Regions from separate parts of the Homo sapiens genome. Here region 2 is linked to region 1. The links are chromatin loops, found by intact Hi-C in ENCODE. Cell type or tissue: PC-3. All regions are shown on one strand. Each heading gives the region's core, and the rest is flanking DNA. Links, peaks and the distances in the headings are about the cores only. Region 1 overlaps ATP8A2 (ATPase phospholipid transporting 8A2). Region 2 overlaps ATP8A2 (ATPase phospholipid transporting 8A2).

Evidence for each region. Peaks named below come from ENCODE experiments on the same cell type or tissue, not always from the same donor. Only the 100,000 strongest peaks of a DNase experiment are listed, where the experiment ranks them.
Region 2: it touches region 1 in a loop (2.3-fold over the local background); 2 of 110 quality-filtered maps call a loop at or near these places.

Annotation. Positions count from the first base shown.
Region 1 is chr13:25,752,274-25,760,615 of GRCh38, forward strand. All of the region lies in intron 25 of ATP8A2 (ATPase phospholipid transporting 8A2), which reads left to right. Among named protein-coding and RNA genes, the nearest start is that of SHISA2, 300 kb to the right of the region's middle. In PC-3, for the core only: a CTCF peak has its summit at 4,869; a DNase peak (open chromatin) is centred at 1,118; H3K27ac peaks cover 1,242 bases.
Region 2 is chr13:25,798,889-25,807,230 of GRCh38, forward strand. All of the region lies in intron 27 of ATP8A2 (ATPase phospholipid transporting 8A2), which reads left to right. Among named protein-coding and RNA genes, the nearest start is that of SHISA2, 250 kb to the right of the region's middle. In PC-3, for the core only: no CTCF peak of the experiment used is centred there; DNase peaks (open chromatin) are centred at 4,843 and 8,023; H3K27me3 peaks cover 460 bases.

The sequences.
Region 1 (8,342 bases), core at 29-8,028:
AATGTGGTGAAACCCCATCTCTACTACAAATACAAAAATTAGCCAGGAGTGGTGGCATACCCCTGTAGTCCTAGCTACTTGGGGGACTGAGGCAGGAGAATCGCTTGAACCCGGGAAAAGGTTGCAGTGAGCCGAGATCATACTCTTGCACTCCAGCCGGGGCGACAGAGTGAGACTCTGAAAAAAAAGAAAGAAATTTATCTTAAGAAAGTAAATGGATAAATAGACAAGGTCATAGGCACAGTCACTAGCTTATTGTTCATCAGCAGGTCCTTGAGAGTGCAGTAGATGTAAAATGTATTGTTCTGGAAGAATGGACATATGCTGACTGCATGGTTTTTTGTTTTGTTTTGTGTTTAGAGACAGGGTCTCACTATGTTGCCCAGGCTGGAGTGCAGTGGCAGTGCAAGCATAGCTCAATGCAGCCTCTAACTCCTGGCCAGTGCTTGTTTGCCCACACATAAGCATTATGTGATATTAGTCTACTTTGTTGTTGCCAAACTCTGTTCAAAGTGTTTCCTCTACCTCAGATTCTTTTTGGCTGGTTTTAGTTCAGCATCTCTATCCATGGTCTCAGAACTAGCTCAGGGCAAGGCTCCTCTGATTTTTCTTTCTAACTCTCCTCCTTCCCTTTCCTTGCCACCCTCTAGCGTGTCTTTGAGCTATGTGTGATAGCAGGTTTTACTGGGGTGATTTATAAATAGGTCATCTCTCCCCTCTTGCACTGTGGAGTACTGGGGGGCACCACCAGCGCTGGCTGCTGTGGGGTCTTTGTGCCCTCCCTCGGTCTCCTTCAGCAAGCTGGGCCCTTAAGCTCTTGTGCCAAGAGAAGGGACAGACAGGGCAGAGTGGAGGAGTGGGCATGGGGCGCTGCTGATCAGAGAAAGGGTAGCCTGGTGGCCAACAGCACGTCCAAGAACACTGTATGAGCAAAAGTGGCAGGGAAATCCGGGAAGTGGGAGCTCACAAACCAAGTGCTAACACTTACAGGGTGTGGTTCCACAGCTGCCCTTTGGCTCGACCCACAATCCTTTATACAGCCATTTCTAGCTTATTTCCAGCCCCCAGCTCAGTGCTGACTCATGTGAATGTTGGCCAGACGCTCTGGCTTGTGTGGTTATTGGCTTCCTCTCCCTTTGTTGCATACAGTCCTCTGTTTGCCTTTCTACAGAGTACAGCAATGCATAGCTGCAAATTTGAGAATCTCATTCTAGTGCGGTAGGTCAGTCCACAAATACTCTCTGAGTGCCAGCTCCATGCCAGCTATTGAGATGAACACCACCAGGACTATGCTGGGAAAACAGCAAACATGGTGCTGGTATTGCAGGGAGATCACAGAGGGAAAATTATCCTCAACCTGGAGGGATGGCTTCTTAGCTCAATGATGTCCTTTCCCAGCTTCTCTCTTGGAGATATTTTGTCTTTGGAACTGGCAGCCACATGACAGCCATGTGTTGCTCCCTGATTGTGGAAGGGTCTCAGTATCCTGAGTGCTTGGGGTGCACCCAAAAGACAAACACCACTTATGTCAAAACGCAGGCCCCAGAGTTAAGGAAAAGTCTGTTTCTATCACTAACATAGCATCTGGAAGAAATAGAAAATGGCTATTTCCTAATTACTGTTAAAGTGTATTAAGCCAACATCCATGTATGCTTTTCCTCTCCTTCATTCACTGAAGGACTTTCAAAGAAATTGCACCCCTTGCACTTAGCATGGTGTCTGTGTGACTTAGTCAATGAGCCGTTAGGCACTGCAGATACCGTTTGTTCAGTCAAGATGGATAGCCCTGCCTTATCACTGCGTAACGCCTTGGAGGCCATAGGCTATCTCTGCACATCTCCCTTAATTGCCTGGTGTATTTATGTGGGTTGACTAGTTTGTTGCCATCTGCATAGCTGGGTTGTTTAATATATTTTTCTTTGTTCTGCTAATGACCTGAGCTTCATTACATGCTGATAAAGAATCCTAAAATGTACATAGAAAACTGACGAAGAAGAACTGGCCCTGGCCCTGAACAGAACAGGCATGCCACTATGCCGGCTGCCCAGACTCAGCATTTGTCGTTACAGGAAGGAATGGCTTTCTGTTTGCATTTTAGGAAAACTTCACCTTTTAAACATTTCAAATGGAAAAAAAAGTATGCGATTTTTTTTTTTTGAGGTTTTACTGATATGAGCTACAAATAGCTTCTTGGAAGCCAGTCAGAACTCTCTTTTCAATAATGTTGAAACATTTTCCTTTGACTGGAAATTAATACCTTCAATTTAGAAGAACTCTAGTTAGAAGTTTATAGCACAAATATAGCCCCATGTAACTAAGGGAATCTTGGAGAATTTTCTGATGTCAAAAAACAGAGCGGTGTTAGCTCATTTTAAAAAATTGTTCTAGTCAAATATAAAGCAAAAAATCCCATTTTTAATTTAATTTTTATAATATTTAAGAATCATTTCAGAGATAAAGTACTTCTGTTTTTTAATATAGCAAAAGAGATTATTATGATAGAGAATAATTATATAAATTAGGATTTTAGGCTAAGAAAAATGGTCTTCTGTTGGAGTGGATGGTTGTGGTTTTCACTTGTTAGTTGTCTGGTGTTATTTTACATAGGCTTTTTCAAAATTTGTTTTATGTCAATTTCTGTCAATTTTCTTAGTGAAACACTGTTTCTAGACTTCCACTTATACTAATTGCACCTTGATTGGATTATTTGCTGATTTGTTTTTTGGGTTTTTTGTTGTTGTTGGAGGTAAGAGTAAGAGGAAAAACTACTTCCAGCACATGAATGGAAAAGAATCACTTTGCTGTTTGACGTTGCTTGAGGAGACAATGTTTGTGACAGTTGCATGTATTCGTATGTTTGTAATTTATTCTTGTGAACAGCTGATACTGTTTTAGGGCATCAGGTCAGGATGAGCTAAATGTACAGTTCTAATCAATCAAGACAAATGATGGTACTATCACAATTCCATCTCCAGAGGCAGGCCCTCTCCACTGTAGCTCCCAGCTTCACCCAGGGACAAAGCTACAGAAAGGGAGGCATACTGACCCTGCCAAAGTTCCTTCTTCATTCCTGATTCATTCCATCTCCAAACCCACCTGTGTCCTGTGGCCCTCCTACTGCTTATCAAAACTGTTCCCATTATTGCTGCAATCTGATTCACATAGGCAAAATTGGCAGTAGCCATTGTGTGCAAAGCATTCCGTTGAATGTAGGGGCAATTTAAAAATGAAGACATAATCTTTTCCCTGTAGGAACTTACTATCTTATTTGTGTTATTCATATTCAGTGAGTAATAATTTCAGTGTGAATATGTAATATAATATAATAGGTTGATATATAAAGAAACCCCAGGCCGAGCACGGTGGCTCATGCCTGTAATCCCAGAACTTTGAGAGGCTGAGGTGGGCAAATCATGAGGTCAGGAGTTTGAGACCAGCCTGGCCAACATGGTGAAACCCCCTCTCTACTAAAAATACAAAAAAATTAGCTGGGCATGGTGGCGGGCATGTATAATCCCAGCTACTTGGGAGGCTGATGTAGGAGAATCGATTGAACCTGGGAGGTGGACGTTGCAGGCAGCCAAGATCACACCACTGCACTCCAACCCCAGATGACAGTGCAAGACTCCGTCTCAAAAAAAAACCCATATAGAATTTGACACATAGACAGTGGACTTGAAGGGAAGGGAGATAAATTCAAACAGGGACACGTCAGCCAAGACTTTCTTCTCTTCTTGTTTCTCTTCCCACCTCTGTCCTGAAGACCTTGAGAGGCCTTAAAGCCAGGAGCTGAGAGGGGAAGGGCACTCCCAGCCAGCACTAGCTCTCAGCCTGGATGGTGTCCTCACAGAGGCAGGGGGATGGTGCTCCAGGATAGCATGCAGCAGCAGCTCCTACTCCAGGTGTAGCAGCCAGGATAGGTTTTTTCACCTTTCATCCATCTTTATCATTTATTCAGTTTTCATGGTTATCTTGTGAAGCAGATGGCAATGGCGGTGTCCCCATATTATAAGCAGAAAACTGTGAATTGGAGGATTAGGTAACTGTTGGATTCTTTTTTTTTTTTTTTTTGAGACAGGGTCTTGCTCTTTCGTCCAGGCTGGAGTGAAGTGGTGTGGTTGTGGCTCCTCTGCTGGATTCTTACAGTGTTGGGAGCGGAAGCTGTGGTACCTGTGTTCTGTCTCCCACCCACGGCCCAGTTGCTCAGCAGAATTATGTGAAAGCTTCCAAATGTGTGTTTTGAAGAAATCAAAGAATGTAACAGAGTAGGTGAGGGTGTGGAGCCTGGAGCAAGAAGACACTTGCTTGTGTTTAGTCTTGTCTTGGCCACTTCTTAGGTTGTGACCTCGGGCATACTGTGTCAATCTTTCTGAGCTGGGTTTTCTTACCTGTAAAATGGAGAGAATAACAGCACCAATTTTGCAGAGTTGTGCTTAGGATTACAGCAGCCAATGCGTGGAAAGCACTTAGCCCAGTTACTGATGATCAAATGGTATGTGCGAAATCAGCACTTGCTGCTGCCCTATCATTATTATTACTGAATCCCATATTTTTGTTTTCAACTTAAAAGCATAGGCTTTGGCTTAAGGAACATTAGAAATCCTCCTCATTGGTCTCTTCACAGAGGAGGAAAAAGAGGACCAGGGAGGGGGTCTGTCTGGTTAAGAAGAGGCAGGGAGCCCCTGTACAGCCCATCCCTTGAATCCTGCTCGCTCAGCGCATTCGTTCCCCACCCTTCCCCCTCATTAATATGTTCACACATTGCCAACGCCTGAGTTCTTTTCTCCTTCCCCACAGCATACACTAAACCTCTAGGGAGACAATACACCTACTCTCCAGGAGATGGAGTGGTGGGAGGAGGGAGGAATTTTCCAAATAGCCCACAGGATCATGAAGGCTTTTCCTCACATGTTGGTTTTTATCACCTCGGACCATTGGTCACAGAATCTGGTCTGGACCTTGTGCCACTGTGGGAGGATGGCCATAGGAGAAAAAGAAAAAGCATCGCTCCCTGTGGCTCCAGTGGACACACGCGTGCTTTCCTCACCTTTCTATCACCAGAGCCCCAAGACCTAGCATGCACTTGCCACTGTGCCCTGGAAGCTGAGTCACTCTCATCTAAGTGGATGGCAGGTCATTTTGTTACATGGTTTGGGGAAAAGATTACAACACCAAAGTTGTCACTACTTTAAATTCTATCCATGTGCCAGTTCAGTGTAACGATATACTATGTGTGTGTGTGTGTGTGTGTGCACACGCACTTAGAAGAGAGGGTGTTCTCTGCCAAGCTGCTTGCTACTCCACTGCCTTAACCTCTCTCTCTATCACACTCAGTCGCAGTTGGGTTGATGACTCCCATATTCGGCTGAGAAGTGAGTGTAATTGTAAGGCACAGGCATGATATTTCAAGACCTTTACAGCATGAGAAGTAAAATCCTTTTCTCAGTCAGCTGAGAGCCCCTGTTATATGTGTTCCTGACCCCCAAACCCCTCATTTCTCAAGTTTCATGGCTGGAACTTTCTTCATTCTCAACTCCCCCTTTGGTACCCTCCCAATCCAAGCGGTTGTGTGTCTGGCTCACTCTGGCCTTTATCTCCTTTCTGAGCTCAGTGACTAGCTCTATTCTGAAGGCACAGGGTCCTGCTGGCTCCATGCTGCAGCTTCCAGCCCAGGTGAGTGAGGCAGTTGTTGGAGGTATTGACCCCACCCATGAAGCCACCACAATGCCATACTTGATGTTTAGGTTGCCGCTGTTAACCTCCAAAAGGAGATAACCTGATAAACATGGCTGTCCTCATGTTAATTTACTCTTTACTGAATAGCTACCAGGTGGAGTCAAAAGTTGGGATTTGGCTTCTCTGAACAGGGGATGTAATAAACTCATAGCCTTAATCTTTCACCCCTTTTGATCAAAAACTGCAAGATGATCATTACTCATTTCATATGATAAGTGTGTCCTTGAACATGAAATGGAAACAATTGAGGAGGAGAAAGAAAAAAGAGCTGTGTTTTAAGTCCAAAAAACCATTGCAAAAACATGGGCAATTAAGCAAATATTTGTTTATTACCTATTGTGTATGATGCTAAAGGTCTAAAGAGGAGTAAAACAAGTCCCTAACACCAAGTAGCTTGTAGCCTAATTATGGAGACAGAAGCACATAGCCAACCACATTTCAGATCAGACTTTGTCCAAGGAAGTGCTATTATGATGGTATTAATCAATTAGAAAAGCAAGTTGCAAAATAACCTTTACATTAGATTATGTCAACTACTATTATAATTAGTTATAAAAATGTGTTTCTTCTATGGATACACAATGTCTTGGGGCTCATGTCCTCTCTATAGGCAGGCCCCCATGTACCTATATTCATCCACCTGCCACCACCACCACATCTATCTGAAATCCGTTTGTCCATCTTTTCTCTGCCATTCACCAGGACATTAGCAGACATATAGAATCACTGGAAGTCATTTTCATGTTCCATTTTTGGAATGGTAGAATGCCACTCCTGTTTTTTTAAAACAGTTTTACACATATAACCATGAAAAAGTAAAGCATTATTATTTCCCGCTATTGAGATCTAGAATAAGTGGCTTGTTAAACAGTCTTTGGGTTTTAGAAGGTGTGTATGCTACTTGGAAGAAAGAGCTTTGTGTAAATTACCTCCTTTCCCACCCAAGAAATTCCACTTCCAAATTAAGAAAGAGAGAGAAAGAGAGAGAGAAAGGAAAGAAGGAAGGGGGGAGAGAGAGAAAGGGAAAGAAAGAGAAAGAGGAAGAGAGAAGTATTAATCTGCAAACTACCTGCCTGAGTGTGAAGCACACATGGTGTTGGCCATTGCTGTCCCTGTGGCTCTGGGGTCTCTTAATTGCTTGGATTAGGACTGAGGTGAAGGTCAGAACTGGATAGCCTACCCACTATTTCCAGAGTGCAGGAAGTTACAGTTTGGTGTAGATATGGGATTGGTAATCAGATGACCTTTTGTTCTGTGCACAGGTGATGGGTGAAGGGCAGACCTAATTAAAACCATCCAATATATTAAGCATCTCCGTTGTCATTAATTTTCAGCCGTGCATGAGCTCACGATGCCTGGTCCTGCAGGAGTCACAAGTTTGCTCTGAAATGTCAAAACTCAAACACTTCTCAGCTTTCCTCTCAGTTCTGATTCCTATTCCCACCTTCCCCACAGCAGAGGTCAGGCACACTATTTTGAAATACTAGTAAAATGTGCAGTGGGGAACAATACATGTATGTTAACTTTGAGGAAGCCAGACGCTCCTGAGAGGGTCTTGGGGGCCTTAATAAAGCATTTCAAGGAAGCAGAGTATCAAATTAATGCTTTTTGTGCTAAAAACATTAAGGTATTTAGATGTGTTATTCTAATCCCTGTTTCAGCATGGGAACAGAAGGATCTAATATCTTTTATTTAAATCCCAGCCTTCCTAGACTGCTCCATTCTTTTCAGTCTAGTACAGGAAGAGACAGACTATAACCGGTTGATTTCAGTGACTATAAAACTGTATATAATTCACAACATACAACCCATTCAACTTTTACATGAAATGCGCTTGCCCAGATCTTAATACATTCCACATCATTTAGTAGAGATGTCAGGTTTTCAGAAGCTAGACTCCTGTCAGAATGCCACTTTAATTGTTCTGTTTTTGTGGACATGCGATAAAATTGTCACAGACGCAAGTACCGATGCATAAATTCTGAACCCCCAAGCAAAGTATCCTTATTTCAAAGTGAGCCCTTTCTCAGTTGTGGAGTAAACCGATCTTGAGCAGACAGGGTGTCCTCCTGTTTTTCTGAGAGCCCCTCTGCAAGTCTCAGCTGCAGAGGCAGCATTTATGGCTTGAGTACAGGATCGAGTTTTAAGGGTTTTGTTCAGTTAATAAAGAATATCAAGTTGCCCTCACCACTAACAACTGTAGGATAGCTGACCTGTAACTCCTGTTTCAAAGAAGACAATGCTCATAGGATGTTGAAGCAGTCACCAGTCATCATGTAGTAATTAAGATCAGTAAAATATATGTAGAGAGAGATGGCCATATATATGCCTCATGTCTAAATCAATTGTTATGGCTTCTTCCCTTTAAAAATTTTTGGTTTTCAAGGACATTATTAGAGCCTGAAATCAGAATTTAGACGCCATATAAAGGTATCTTCAGGTAAACAGAATAGCTAGTCTTAAAATTCTTTATATTTGAGGACTTAACATCCAACGTAAGAGGTGCAGTACACTTTAAGACACTAGCAAGATTTTTTTCAAGGTCTTTTAAAAGGACTTGTAGAAGAACCAAGACTATATTTTGTGTGTATATGTTGGGAGGTGCA
Region 2 (8,342 bases), core at 74-8,073, 47 kb after region 1:
AGGCACAGTAATCCCAGCTACTAGGGAGGCTGAGGCAGGAGGATTGCTTGAGGCCAGGAGTTTGAGACCAGCCTGGGCAACATAGTGAGACCCCCATCTCTAAGAAAAAAAAAATTGACAGAACAAATTAACAGGAGAAAAGCACACCAATTTATTTAATATAAGTTTTATGTGGCACGGGAGCCCTCAAAGGAAAATAAAGATTAAAAAAAAAACACAGTCAGTTATTTTTATATATTGAATTGGACAAACAAAGATAAGTTGTAAAATGCGATAAGGCCAGCAGGCTTGGCCTAGGGTAGGTAATTATTGGAGAAGGAACTAGGATGATAAGGGTTAGTTAACAACCTTTGTGCAGATTTCCCTTGGATTCAACCTTCTATCCTTGATGATAAGAATGCTACTTTCCTTTTGGGGTAGGAAGGACATCTTTCACATGGGAGTTTCACCTCCTGCCTTTAAGAAACAGAACGAAGGTCACAGTGATCTTCTTGTGCCTGCTGTTTTTTAGGTTCCCTTAAATCAAAACAGCCAATATGCCAGAACATCATATTTTTAACTCCTTTGGTGGCATGAATATGGAGCTCCTACCTGAGTCTAAACACATGCAGCCGCTTCCCAGACACGGAATCATTGCCATAGATGATTATGTGGGATCTGACAGAAGTTTGTTACTTGAAAATAATTTCACACAAGTCTTCCACGTTGGAGGGCAGCTGTGGGCTGCAGAAGAGCCTGGAGAGAGTAGTCCCTGTGGCCTTGCCTCCGTCCCTGAGTGTATTTAGATGAACAAGGACCTTTCCCCTGAACATTTGTCTGCATGGATTTTTAAGGACTCCCTTCTCTGGAAGCTGCCCTCAAAGCATTTCAAGTGCTCTTGCTGATGGCAGATGAAGCTGCCGTAAAGCAGGGGGATGTGATTGAGCAAAAAATCTTTTCTCTTTCAACCCAGGAGAGCAAAATAGTAACTCTACTTCATGAAAACAAAATTGGCTGTTTCCAATAGAGCACTCAGATCTTCAGGAAAATGTAGCATATTTCCTAAAGGAGGTTAAAGGTGAATGAAACCTTTGCTGGTGGTTCCATATATTCTACCATAATCGTAATAACAACAGCAGCTCACATTTATTGGGCCTTTTAATGTACCGTCCATTGCTTTAAGTGTTTTACACATACTGTATTCACTTATTTAATGTCCACCAACTCCTAAGTCCCTGTTAGATGATCTTCATTTTACGTGAGGAAGCCAAGGCACCCAGAGGTGCGATGTAACTTGTCCACACTCAAACAGCAGCAAAGCTGGCATTTAAACCAGACATGCTGATTTTAGAACACTAACTGCATATGCTGCATCTATAATGAGTAAAAATCTATAACAGGTAAAAATGTACAATGGAGAATGGTGGGAACCAGTACCAGGAACCTGTGCAGACCTGGTCAGAGCAGGAAAGGAAATAAACACAGTTACATGATTATAAAACAACAAATTGGATAATAAGATCAGTCCTGAAAAGTCAACCAAAAGATGCTCACGCCAGACATTATTGCACAGTATCTTGAATCAGGCCCAGATATCTAAAATAAGCCTCTTTCCCGTGATTTTTCAAGAATCTTGCTTATTATATAGGGTGCAGCAACTCATTTTGACTTTAAAGGAGTAGTGTGGCAGGCTCCTGGACACCTGGAGGCACTATATGAATTTCTGCCTAAAAATTCATCCATAGGAAGGAGATTTGCTGAACTGAGAAAGTGAACATTTCACAAGAAGTACATATGTCTCCATGCTAAGAAGTAACTCCCTGGGCGATCGCCGTCATGCTGAGTGTTTCCATCTCCAAGCCCTGCTGCAGCCTGCCTCCTTGTCTCCACCCATGCCTGGAAAACCTAACCCTCATAAAAAGTCTCAGTAAGCAACAGTGAGAATAACTGTAAGGTGTTACAGGAGAGATGGTTTTGGCAGCCAAAAAGGGCTTATGATCCTAAGATCCACCTTAAAAGTGTTCTGTTGCCCAGTTCTGTATTAATTCTGAGCAGAGGCAGCAGAAAGCATCTTTCAGGGTCGAGAATTTCTGAGATCTTGACCGTCAGGAAAAGGATGCTTCCAGGCAGCCGTGGAAACTGAAATCCGAGCCCTAATCTTGCTCAGAGCTGCTGAGGTCTGTTTGTAGGAAAACATCGGGTTATTGTCTGAATAACATACATCCAAGTTACAACGGGAAAAGAAATCTGCCTTATGGAAAGAGAATGAACATTTGCTGGGTAGAGTTTATGCCTGCCTAGATGCTCCACCTCCAGGCTCTAGGTACTCTACTTCGGAGTGCAGTCTGCGCTCCCTCTTCTGGGATGGCTGCGGAGCCCAGGGCATCTCTCTCTAAGGCTTTCAACAAGTCTTATGGGCTGTCTAGACTCGCTGTCTTGGAATGAGTTAGTGCTCTGACCTGAGGAAAATTCCCCATGTTTCTCAGTGTCAAGCCAAAATCTCTAGGGCTTCAGTATTGCCCCACGGTTCTGGCCCGCTGGCCAAACACATAACTCTTTTTGCAGCTCATACAGGTAAATGTGAGCCAGTGCTGCTCTTACAACCTGCCTCCCACATCCCTGTCTGTGGGTGGCTCTCTCCTGAAGATGGTACTTCTCCAGAAGTTTCCAAATGATCAGAGAGGAACTGCTTCTGGGTACTCCTCCTTCTCCTTCTTCTTCTTGCCAGAGGCCTTGAATTTGCTATTGAGAGATTTGGCAATATACTTTGAAACGTGAAGATAATGAAGTTGTTGGGTGTGAACAAATGTTACTTGACTATTTAAATATTAAAAATATGATATACATGGTGTATTAGTCCATTCTCACACTGCTAATAAAGAACTGCCTGAGACTGGGTAACTTACAAAGGAAAGAGGTTTAATTGACTCATAGTTCTGCATGGCTGGGGAGGCCTCAGGAAACTTACAGTCATGGTGGAAGGGGAAGCATACATGTCCTTCTTCACATGGCAGCATCAAGGAGAAGTGCAGAGCAAAGTGGGGGCAGAAAGCCACTTATAAAACCATCAGATCTCGGGAGAACTCCCTCATTATCACGAGAATAACATGTAGGTATCTGCCCCCATGATTCAATTACCTCCCACCGGGTCCCTCCCATGACACGTGAGGATTATGGGAACTACAATTCAAGATGAGATTTGGGTGAGGACACAGCCAAACCATATCACATGGTAACCTACGTTAGAGATTCGTTGTATGAATAGCAGAACTTTAAAAAGTTTTGCCTTGCAGAAAACAGTTCCTATTATTGTTACAAATAAGTATACATCATCTTAGAACTTGTCTTTACAAATATGAACAATGAGTAATGGCAGGGAAACAAGTGGTTAAGATTCAGTGATTGAGGCTCAGTTTCTATACTGGCAACTCCATGGAGAGCTTGAAGACCAGCAGCTACATTCCCTGTCTTGATCATCCGGGGGTAGGAAAAGCATTGAAAGATGGGATGACTAATGCCTGCTAAATGCTGGCCAACTTTAAAAAAAATTGACTTTAGTATTATGAGATACGAATGGCATATTTTAATTAGGAAATACAGTAATCCTAAGTGAGCTTCATTTCTTACACAAAATATAGGAAGATGATACATGTTCACTGTGCTTGAGAACTTTTTCTCAAATTCAATGCAGAAAGGCAGTCTGTGAGGCAGTAGGAAATGCAGCTGCTGGAATTCTGTTATCAGTATGTGTATCAGTTCTGATTGAGTTGTAAAATGGAAGCCTGATGTGCTGGATATTAATTTAGCAATAGATAAGTCTGAAAATAGACTTACCTTCAATTTCATCATAAAAGTCAACCTCCCACCTAACACGTTGAAACTCCTGTGGTTGTGAAAGAAGAAAAATGAAGTTCCACTTCCCTTTCATTCCATGAGCCCCTTCAGTGGTTACTGCCTCACTAGAGGTGCAAGTTACTAGAACCGCAGAATATAAACTGTTACATAAAATGATGAAATATGCGCACAGAAAATAAGGGAGCTTTTTAAAATAAAAACTAATTTGTATGCTTTGGAAAGACTCAAAGGTGAGTTTTTTTTTTTTTAAGCTAATTAGATATGGGTAAGACAACTGTGAAAAACTGGAGAATTTTTTTTTTAAAGGCGTGAAGGATGTACACTCAAATTGCCTTGTAATTTTTCCTTTACTTAAAACCCTGAAACCGGACATTTTCTAACTGAAATCACATTGACACTCTGTGGTATCTATGTGTGATGGAGAATATGGAGCCAGGAGAGCAGTTCTTGGATACAGAACCACATTTTGGTTGAATGACTTTATGTTTATGTATTCGTAGTTAAATGCAATATGTATGTGGTCAGGTTTCATGGCTTTTTCAAGTGACTAACTACAGGTCTTAAGTAAGTCAGGTGACAGGATTGTACCAGATGTAAAAAACGAGTTTAATATAAACTCATCAATTTGTTGAAACTGAATATCAAAATGAGAACCTCAGTGTTTGGGGAACAGTTAAATCTACAACATAGTAATTTAGTAGAGGTTCATGGAGTCAATTTAAGGAATATCCCATGATATGTAAAAATATATATGTATATTATTAAATTGTATATTTGTAAAGATGTGGCCCAGATATAAACTTTATTTACCTCCAGCCATATAATAAGTAAATATCACACAGATTAGTTGTGCAGTCCAACTCTCGTGCGTGTGCACAGATCAGCCTCGGGACCAAAATGCCACATCCCTCTTCCCCATATGTTAGTATTGAAGTTCTGCCAATCCTTCAAAAACTGACTCAGATGTTACCATTACCTGAAGGCTTTCCTAAGTTCTCCACATCAAACTGTGGTTCACTTAGCCAAACCTGTTTGTTGTTAATACGTTGGAATATTACCTGCTGTTTCCTGTAGCTAGAAGTGGTGCTTAGTACTATGGTTTTCGGAATCACAGTACTGAAGAGGCATCTGAGAACTGTGTATGTGTTTGCACACAGTACTCAATCTCTAGCTTTTCTAAAACGCCATCTCTGGCACATTTGCTTAACTTATTTTAAAGAGCACACACTGAAGTAGTATGACAAGCAGCACAAGAACTTCTGTTTTCTGTGTTGGAAGAAATAACAAATGATTATACACAGCAAGGACAAAGAGATGAGTTTTTAGAGAAAAAAGCACATTAGCAATAATATTCCACTGGCGAAGTCACTACCTATGCATATCATATATTGTATACATTGGCAAAGCATTTTGTTTCAACTTTGCCTTTTCGTTTTTTCCAGTATGTATAAAATGCTTGTCTTAATTAATAGTCATTTTCTGCTGGGGGTGGGGTAAGGAATGGCCGTTTTAATGATATTAATGTACAGTGGATTCTTGGCTGTGAAGGAGTGTTACCAAATATTACAGCTTGTATTAAAAGTGTAAAGATAGAAATAAGTGGTGCCTGTTTAAAAAGCTATAAGATTTAGAAGCCTCTCCGCTCTGACAGGGATGGTAAAGCTCATTTTAATTCTGAAATGCAACTTCCATGTGTTTTACAGTTTAATTTTCTATAATTTTAACCAATTTTATATAATGAGTTTTGTAGCTTTATAAGTATATTAATCTAACAATTAAATAGAGAAAAACAATTGTTTCTACACGTACAGGACTAGAATGTGTGGCTAGTTTCTCTCTTATTGGTACCTCTACACAGTGGAGCTTTCTGTAAACACATTCTAAATATAGAAGTGTCTTTAAAGATGAGCTTTTCCTCTTTTTCTGTTAAGACAGAGCTTCCTTTGGGCTGGCATTTTGTTTACTCTGAAGGGGCTCCTCCAGGAGAGACACTCTGAACCCCGTGCATTCTGGGTGCCGAGCTGCCACAGGCTGGTTTGGGGACTTCTCAACTTAGTGCGCAGAAAAATGAATTCTGTGAACTTAAAATCAGAGTCTCTGCCCAAGGGGACTTCTAGCATCAAGAAAAGGTAGAAGCTAGCTGAGGTTTAAGAGGTTTGTGCAGGAGAAAAATGAGGCGTTAAATGGTTAAACACTGCCAGCAGATTTTTAGCATTGTTTAATAGTTTTAAATTATGGAGGTCTTAGGTCCAAAATGTAACAGTTATCCAACTCACTGACATTAAACATTCAGTTGCCAGCTTCTGTTTTCTTGGTCATTAATTTTCAGTCTATGTATTTTCGGTGCTTTGCTAAGAGTTTTGTTAAAATAACTTTTCTTGTTTGCATTCTCATTTCCTACAAATTCAGACTTTGCTTTAGAATCCAACAGATGGATACTTGGAGTTAGCTTATTTTTTCCATCTACCCTATTTTTTTTCCTTCTACCTTTTATTTAATGAGGAGGCCAGGTGTGGTGGCTCACACCTGTAATCCCAGCACTTTGGGAGGCTGGGGTGGACATATCACTTGAGCCTAGGAGTTCGATACCAGCCTGCGCAACATGGCAAAAATCTATCTCTATAAAAAATGCAAAAATACAAAATTAGCCAGGCATGGTGGTGCACACCTGTATTCCTAGCTACTTGGGAAGCTAAGATCAGAGGATCACCTGAGCCCAGGGTGGTCAAGGCTACTGTGAGCCAAGATCATGCCACTGTACTCCAGCCTGGGCAACAGAGTAAGACCCTGTCTCAAAAAAAAAGAAAAAGAGTAACAAAGTAAGATATCTTTTGTCTGGTTATAATAAAAGCTGTAGTATGTATAATTTACTCAAAAGCAGAGCTTGCTTTGGAAATCTCTACATGCTTGAAATTTAAAGCAGTGCATATATAGTCTCCATATGTATTCCATACTGTAAACCATGATGGTGTTCCAGGGATTGAGTCTGAGTGTTTATAAAATGGCACATGGCACTTAATTTTGAAACCGTGGAAATATTTAAATTACTGACTTGATGAAGGCTATAGATCAATGTAAGAACTTATTAGTTCTCACATTGATTTGGATGCATTCAAAGATGCTAAATGATTGCCAATATAGTTTTTTTTTCTGGACTATTTAATTCATGGTAGGTATATCCAGTATGTATAAGAAAGTAAAAAAAATGCAAACACTTTAATCTCAAATAACAGTATGCAGTGCTCTAATATAATATCTTCTACTCTGAAGGGCAGGTCATAAGAGCAGGCTCCTGGTGATGAGATGGGAGATCATTCTTCATTTGTTGGAAGATCAACTTTATTTCATGCCCTAGAAATGCTTGCTTTACAAAGAAACATACGTAGGGCAGCATGTATCCTGAGGTTTCCAAAAGAGAAAAGATTTGTTCACAGGGGTAAGTTGAGGAGGCGGGAGAACAGCTCTCAAATCCACCTCCCTGCCGATAAGACTTAGGAATATTTTTGGGTTAGGAAGTAACAGGTTCATTTGTGCAAGCGTATTTGGGGTTCTTGGCACTTCATATGACATATATACAGAAGATGGCAGCTTTAGCATGATCTGTGGGTGGAGTTTTTTGGCCCTCTGGCTTCAAAAGGCCACCTCTCAGGCATTTGCGCAGGCCCACTTGAAGGGTTGGTGGTCTCAGCTGGTTTGAAGTGAACAGCAGCTGGCCCAAGTTTCTGAAAAACAGCTGAAGCCAACATTACCAGGAATGTCATCTGTAATGCAGCCAGTAATGGTTAAGTTTCAGTGTTCTGTGGCACGGCCTTCAACTTCATGGAAAAGGGACAAAAATAACATAAAGCAAGTGGCCAAAAGCAAGCAGAGCAGGCAGTTGTGATCAGATTAACCTCTTGGTTTCACTGCTATGAACATCTGTATACAGGTTTTTTGTATAGAAATAGGTATTCAGTTCTCTTCAATACCTAGAAGTGGAATTGGTGAGTCATAATGATAACGCTATCTTTAACATTTTGAGGAACTGTTGAACTGTTTTCTGAAGTGGCTTCATCATTTTACATTCTTACCAGCAATGTGCTAGGTTCCAGTTTCTCCATATCCTCACCAGCACTTGTATTGTCTGTCTTTTTTTACTATAACCATTCTGATGGGTTTGAAGTGGTATGCCATTGTGGTTTTGGTTTCCATTTCCATGATGAGTAAGGATGTTAAACATCTTTTCATGTGGTTATTAGCCGTTTATATATCATCTTTGGAGCAATGTCTATTCAGATTCTTTGCCCATTTTTGGATTGGGTTGTCTTTTTATTGTTGGACTATAAGTGTTCTTTATGTAATCTATATACAAATGCCAAATCCTATATGAGATATATTATTTGTAAATATTTTATCCCATTCTGTAGGTTGTCTTTTCACCTTCTTTATAGTGTTTTTTTTTTTTTAGCACAAATGTTTGTAATTTTGATAAAGTCTAATTTATCTGTTTTTTCTTTTGTCCCTTATGC